Regions from separate parts of the Homo sapiens genome. Here all the other regions are linked to region 3. Evidence: read pairs that join two places in POLR2A ChIA-PET (ENCODE). Cell type or tissue: PC-9. All regions are shown on one strand.

Region 1 (2,500 bases), 97 kb before region 3:
CAGGAGATCTGGCCTGGGCTCACAGCCCCTTCCATTACACCAGAAAATTTCTGTGATCTTGAGCAAGTCAAATCCCCTCTCTGGGCTTCAATTTCCTCATCTGTAAAATGGGAAAATAGTAACCACCAGGCCTGACTCAGGAGAAGACAAAATATCACCTAAGAGTCAAGCATTATGATGAGAAATGGTACAGCAATCTAAAAGTATGGAGTCTAGAGCCAGATTGCTTAGTTTTCTTTTTTTTAAATAAATGAAAAAATTTTTATTGAGTATTACTTTATACATGTAAATTAAAAGTGAATCTATATTAAGTTGACTATTCTACAATAAAAACCTATGCAATGGGAATAATCAAAGCTGTCTACACAATACTAATGTGGTCAATAAATTACCCAGATGTTTTTCCACAAATATTTGGATTACCTGAATTAGCTGATTTTTCCACAAAAGTTAAATTTGAGCTTTAATATGGTAGCAGCAGGATGCTGCTTAAGTTTAGAAGAAAAACATAAGAATAAAAACCCTGAATAGCATAACCAAATCTTCCAAGAAATAAGTTCACCAAAAAAGTAGCATACACCTATTTGGTATCCAGAGGAGGAAACAAAACAAAACACAGGCACTTAATCAACATCCACCAAGTGATCATCACTAACATTCTATTATTACCAGAGCAACTGTCAATACGTGAACCGTAGATTAGGACAGACTTACATATCTAAAAACAAACCAGTAATCAATAATATATACAGAAATACTAACTTGCAGTCACATTTAAATACCATCAACAGTTTGGTGTATCTGATATAGACTGAATTCATTTCATCACTGCTATAAATTCCTTAAAAGTGTTCTTTTCCTAATGTAACATTATCTTTAAAAAATGGTAAGATATTTCCCAATATGCATCAGTTCTTTCACTCACCCATTCAATAAATGTTGCAGCAAATTAAATAGAACCTATTAACTAGATCTAAAAACAATGGCTGAATAATTAACACAAAGAAGTACTTTTGAGTAAACTATTCAGATTAGACAGGCTAATGCTAACTAAGACTGCATTTTGTGCTACTGACATGCACTATATAGATCGTACACTACTAGATGGAAGGTTGGTCCACGTCCATTTATTTAAAGATTCTGTAACACCTATAATAGTATTTAATACAGCTCCCACACATAATATTCCTCTCACATAGACATAGTTATTTTTAGTGGGGATAAGGTATGACTTTAACATGCTATGAGATTCTAGCTAAGTAAAATAAAAACAATATGGGCTCAGGTTTTCTTAGGTAATATTAGTTCAAGTTTTTAAACTGGGAAACAACCAACTTCCATATATCCAGGAGAAACTTAGCATGGGGGGAGGTGCCTTAGTTGATGTGCCTGATAAGCAAACTGTTAGTCGTCTATTAGTATTATGTTTTCAGCTTAATGTAACAACAAAAGAAAGGTGTCACACTACTTCTCAGATAATATGGGAATTACAATTACAGATAATATGGGATTACAATTACAATCCCATGGGATATCCTTTATTTATGAAAGCATAGTTCCAATGCAAAAGTCAAGCTTTATGGTTACATATTAGGATAGGTTCAGACCCAATATGACCATGTTTAGCACTAACTTTAACATGTTAAAGTTCTGATTCCTGAATGTTTTTCTCACTTAATATATTATCTCCAATGACAAGCTGGTGTGTCTGGCTTCTTATGCTGAAAATATATGCCTGAATCCTGTAACAAGTTATTAACAAAATCATGAATAGTTATTAAATAAGTGCCAGCACTACATGGAACTTACTGGTCACCAACTCAGAACGATAAAACTACACACATATGCACACAAAAAAACCCCAAAGAAACATACCTATCACTGTACATATGAATACTGTCCAGGATATCAGATCAATTATCAAATCCAAGGTCTCTGCTGTTTTGTCTTACAGTGTTGAATATATGAATGCTTCTCTATTACACTGACTTGTATTATTTTCAAGAAATTATTAAGTGGATTCAAAATCTTACATTTTTATTTCTAATTATAAAATCCAGATTAATCCAGAAAACACAAACCACATGTAACTGAGGTAGGTTTTTCACCTTAAGGATACATTGCTTCTACCACAATTTAAAATTTTTAAAATTGAAGAAAAAAAAAAGACTACATTGCTCCCTATACCTGCCTCTGATACTTAATTTTCTACGTTTGAAACTACTTGAACAAGTGTGACAGTGCTCTACTATATTTAGTAAATCCCTTAGTACCTACAAATACACACCCAAAATCCCTTCCCCCCTTCTCTAATGGTCACTGTTGTATAAAAAAATTGCCAACAACTCTAGAAAGATGAAATAAAGATTACTATAGCAATCTTCAGTTAATTCATTTCAGAAATCAAGGAAGCAAGTTACGTTCATTTTAAAGATGACAAACTTACTATTTTGAAAATGAGCTCATAAACACATTAGAACTTTGAATGTGCTTTAGTATG
Region 2 (2,500 bases), 1.3 Mb after region 3:
CTCTCATTCATTCCCTTAGTCAGGAGCCACCTCCACAATCAATTATGCAAGTCAAAAACCTATTACCCGTAACTCATGCCTGACTTCTTCCTCTCTTTAAGAAGGCATCCTGCACCTTAAAGCTCAATTACCCAGGTTCAATTATTTTCTCTCTTCAGGTCCATCTTCCCATTTTCTCCATGCAGTAATCATGGCCTCAGTTACGCTTCATCATCTCTATCCAGTCTACTACAACCTTCCCCAACTGGCTTTTCTGCCCCCAGTCTTCTCACTTATTCCTCACCACCCCCACCCCCAATTCATCCTCAAGCCCTCTGTCCTCTACTTCAAGAGGGACATTCCCCAACATCAGTTGGCTCATCCTCATGCTCAGTTCAGAAACCTTCAATGATTAAAAAGAATCAGGCCAATCCATTTATGTATATTGACACGGAAGGATGTTCTCAATATATGATTACTAATATGCCCTAACACATGGGTCTACAGTCTTTTCTCTCCTGAGTTCTAAACCTTTACTTCCAACAGCCCATGACCTATCTCCAGCAGGGAGACAGCTTTGATTCATTCAGGACCATCACAGGGCAAATACCTGTTCAATTAATGAAAAGTTGTTGTAGAATCTAACCGAAAGACATCCCAGAGCTCATCTAGACAAGCCTCTCATCAACAGCTGCGGAAACGGAGGCTCAGAAAGGGCAAGGCACTTGCCCAGGGTTCTTGATCTAGCGGTCCTAACTCCCGGTCCAGAGCTCTTTTCCCCACATCACACTGCCCCCTTGGGAGTCCCTGATGACATTACAAATCTCTGAGGGGAATGGGTGGCAGGGTAGAAGGCATCTAGGGTGCTCGTCCAGCCCAGCTTTGTTGTTTACCAGCTGTGGGCCGTGCACAACTCCCCTCACCTCAGCAAAGCGGGGCTAACAGTCACACCCTGCAGTTCAGGGGGCTGTTATGAAGATTCAATAAGATGGTGATGCAAAAAGTGTAGTAAGTGATGGGGAATGTAAGTGGAATGCAATTAATAAATGATTAGGATGGTTCATTTGGGGGCTGAGTTAGTAAAACCTGCCTTTGGACATTTCATTCAGCTCCTTTGTTTTTACTCTGTTTAACGGTGCTACAGAAGATTAAAACTTCCTTCTTTGGTGCTTTATGGTGTTGTGTGGTAAGAATATAAATTCCCCAGAAGTGGTGACCCTGGCTGGTGTGTTTACTGTTACGTCCAGAAGGCCCTGCACATACTTGAAGCTCAATGAATAGCTGATGAACAAGTGAATAATAGAAGATGTTCTAGATTACAGGGAAAGAAGAGCAAAGAATGTGCGGCCCTGCATCATAACAGTGGCTGAAGATCTGGTTCAATACCCGCGCAATAGGGTGACCCTTGATGAGTCCCCTTCTCTCTCAGCTTCCTTTCCCACCATCTAAATAATGAAGTTTGAAATATGATCTCCAAGTCTTCCAGTCTTTTTTTTTTTTTTTTGAGATGGAGTCTTACTCTGTCGCCCAGGTTGGAGTGCAGTGGCATGATCTCTGCTCACTGCAACCTCCACCTCCCCGGTTCAAGTGCTTTTCCTGCCTCAGCCTCCCAAGTAGCTGGGATTACAGGCATGAACCAACATACCCGGCTAATTTTTTTTTTTTTGTATTTTTAATAGAGATGGGGTTTCACCATGTTGGCCAGGTTAATCTTGAACTCCTGACCTCAAGTGATCCACCTGCCTCGGCCTCCCAAAGTGCTGGGATTACAGGCATGAGCCACCGCACCTGGCCTCCAAGTCTTCCAGTCTTGATATTTCATTTATTCATTCAATGTACTGAGCAACTTCTACATGCCAGGCACTGTGCCGGGCATAGGGTATATACTGGAAACTAAAAAAGATATTTACAATGTGTAAAGAGAAAAAGGCACTGCACAAGTAAATGAATCTTATCACAGATTATGGTATGTGCTATGGGAGAAGAGGAGAGGGTTCTCTGCATGTGGATCATGCAGTTAATGGCTGTATGATCAGGAAAGGCCTCTCTGAGGAGGTGGTTTTTGCTGAAATCTACAGAAAAGTTGGATAGAGAGGGACCCAGAGAGCCAACAGGCAATTTGAGTCTAAAAACAATCTAGAATCTTCTAGCTCAGCCTGAGCCCTACAGGGTGCTAAAGAATGAAGCTCTTTCTTTTCCTCATCCTCAGGAGGTTTTGGTATCTTGTGGGATCTGGATGATTGCCAGACATGTGATTGACCTTGAATGCCCAGGACAAAGGGTGAAGCCCTTATACTCTGTCCCCAGGCCTTTTGGGGCCCTGGGGTCAGAGGTTACAGTGCCTGCAGGTGCCTGCTCTGGGCATTTCCCCACAGGAAGCCACTTCTCCCGTGGGTTTCTAATACTCCCCCCAGCTTTGTAAACTGAAGAGGCCCCAGGCTCTGCCAAGAGCTACATGGTCTGTTCCAAGTCTGCAGCTATTAGTCCTCATTGCTCAGGCAGATTCCATTACAAGCTCCAA
Region 3 (2,500 bases):
AGATGGGAGCTGTCCAAATGCCAAGGTCAAAATACTTTCTTTGCAGGGCAGCTGACCACGGGGCTTTGAGTCTCTCAAGCATCAAGTAAGTTGAGGCTGGAGGCTAGACAATCATTCCCAGATCTTTTTTCCAAAGATGGGCCTATGGAGAGTAACAGAGGTTTAAGGAGACAGCAGGGACCTGGCTCTTCAATTATTCATCCACACAATATTTGTTGAACACTTACTATATGTCAGCACTGTTCTAGGGGAAGATACACAATAAACATGTAAACAAATAAGCAAATATATATCCAATAATGAAGCTTACAAAGACCATAAACCTGAGTAACATGTCAGAGAGTAAGCTGGGGAAGGGAGGGATACTTTAGTTAAAGTGGTAATGGAAGGCCTCTCAGGGGAGAAGGATGACATTGGAGCTGAAATCTAAATGATAAGAAGTTAGCTATGGAAAGATATGGTTCCAGGGGATTTAAATAGGTATGGCCAGAGCTGCATATGGCCTTTTAAAAAAATAGCATTCTAGCCAGGTGCAGTGGCTCACACCTGTAATCCCAGTACTTTGGGAGGCCAAGGTGGGCAGATAACTTGAGGTTGGGAGTTCGAGACCAGCCTGGCCAACATGGTGAAAACCCGTCTCTACTAAAAATACAAAAAGAATTAGCCGGGTATGGTGGCCCATGCCTGTAGTCTCAGCTACTCGGGAGGCTGAGGCAGGAGACCTGCTTGAACCCAGGAGGCTGAGGTTGCAGTGAGCCGAGATTGCGCCACTGCACTCCAGCTCTGGGTGACAGAGTGAAACTCTGTCTCAAAAAATAAAATAAAATAAAAATACGATTTTATATTTATAAATGACTGATTGGCATCCATTCTTTCCTTTGGTCCTGGTATGTATAAGAGAACTGCAATTGCTCCAAACTTGCTGTGTTATCTTGGGCAAGTCAATGACCCTCTCTGAGCCTCAATCCCTTCCACCATAAAATATGGCTAACAAATGTGCATAGCTTCTCCTGCCTCTACTATATCCCTCTTTTAGCAGCAATACTCTATTCCATTGTTTCCTCTATTTGGCCCCAGACCGAGTTACTGTCCTCATTTTACAGATGATAAACTAAGGCTCAAAGAAGCTAAGTGACTTGCCCACCATTACTCTGTAAGTAGCTGAAAGTTGAGTCTTTGGTTCGGGATCCTGACTGCTGTCCACAGTACCTGGGGTCCAAAAACCAACAGAGGGAATACGGCCTTTGACCTCTCACCTCTAACCTGGGTGGGAGATGTGGATGTCTGACATTCCCAGAGTCCAGCTGGAGCCGGATGAGAAGAAAACCTCCCTCCCATCCCTTTGGGAGCTGTGTGACGGCTAACTGCGGTGATCCGCTGTCTCACACTTTCACCCCTTCAGGAAGCACTCACCCACAGCCAGGCTCCGTCGCCATTTCTCCCTATTTGACCCTGCCTCCGACTCTGACTGACATCCAAACTCACCAACCACAGCGTCAGCATCGCAGTGACTCGGACCAATGTCTGAGGAATTCGCTTTCAGGCTTTAGCACCACGGACCAATCGTAGCGTGACGATTCGCGGGCGGGCCGTGTTGCCAGGGTTACAAGGAGCTGGCTGGAGGTAAAGATACTTGCATCTGGGAGAGCTGAGCCTTGAAGCTGGAGCTCCGGGGCTTCCCTTCAGGCTAGGCGACTGGAAGGACACGTTACTATGGAAACTCCCTCAAAAGCAGAAAATGAAAAGGAAAATAAATAGCAGTTATATATATATTTTTTCTTTTTCTTTTTTTGAGATGGAGTCTCGCACTGTCGCCTGGGATGGAGTGCAGTGGCAAGATCTCGACTCACAGCAACCTCCGCCTCCCAGGTTCAAGCGATGATTCTCCTGCCTCAGCCTCCTGAGTAGCTGGGATTACAGGCACCCGCCACCACGCCCAGTTAATTTTTTGTATTTTTAGTAGAGACGGGGTTTCACCCTGTTGGCCAGGCTGGTCTCGAACTCCTGGCCTCGTGATTCGCCCACCTCAGCCTCCCAAAGTGCTGGGATTACAGGCGTGAGCCACCGCGGGTTTTGTTTTGTTGTGTGTGTGTGTGTGAAACTCTAAAGCCCCTGGAATTTAGGAAACAGTGCATATATAGTCATAACGCATATTCTACCTTATGGGGAAACTGAGTTCCAGGTCTCAAATTCTACTCCTCCTTCGGGGATCAGGAGCCCAACTTTTAGAGCTGAGGAAATCCAGATCCCCTTAAACAAGCCAAAACTTGGCATTCTCTAGCCCAACCCCCTCCAGTATTCTACAGAATGATGCCATGACTTATTTAGGGTCCTACTACAGTAGTGCAAGGGCCTACTAACTGGTCTCTTGTCCTCAGTTCCCTTGAAGATGGCAGACTTAGAAAACTGGGTGTTTACCAGGCCTTGGAGGATTAAGATTACCAACTAGCAACATCAAATCAGTGTTGGTACTTACGCATCGAAAATGTTATTGGGCTGG

The links. ChIA-PET counts read pairs that join two places held together with the same protein. Peaks named below come from ENCODE experiments on the same cell type or tissue, not always from the same donor. Only the 100,000 strongest peaks of a DNase experiment are listed, where the experiment ranks them.
Region 1: POLR2A ChIA-PET joins it to region 3 with 5 read pairs; 23 of 35 experiments call an interaction of 5 or more read pairs at or near these places.
Region 2: POLR2A ChIA-PET joins it to region 3 with 5 read pairs; 2 of 35 experiments call an interaction of 5 or more read pairs at or near these places.

Annotation. Positions count from the first base shown.
Region 1 is chr20:45,977,643-45,980,142 of GRCh38, reverse strand. No RefSeq gene overlaps it. Among named protein-coding and RNA genes, the nearest start is that of ZNF335, 6.7 kb to the right of the region's middle. In PC-9, no CTCF peak of the experiment used is centred here; no DNase peak of the experiment used is centred here.
Region 2 is chr20:44,601,824-44,604,323 of GRCh38, reverse strand. All of the region lies in intron 2 of PKIG (cAMP-dependent protein kinase inhibitor gamma), which reads right to left. Among named protein-coding and RNA genes, the nearest start is that of PKIG, 20 kb to the right of the region's middle. In PC-9, a CTCF peak has its summit at 769; no DNase peak of the experiment used is centred here.
Region 3 is chr20:45,880,175-45,882,674 of GRCh38, reverse strand. It overlaps ZSWIM1 (zinc finger SWIM-type containing 1), which reads right to left and starts at 1,448. Exons shown (of 2, transcript NM_080603.5): 1 at 1,414-1,448; 2 at 1-142. The coding sequence starts at 82. RefSeq lists enhancers at 1,359-1,438, 1,689-1,738. In PC-9, no CTCF peak of the experiment used is centred here; a DNase peak (open chromatin) is centred at 1,534; H3K4me3 peaks cover 1,357 bases; H3K27ac peaks cover 507 bases.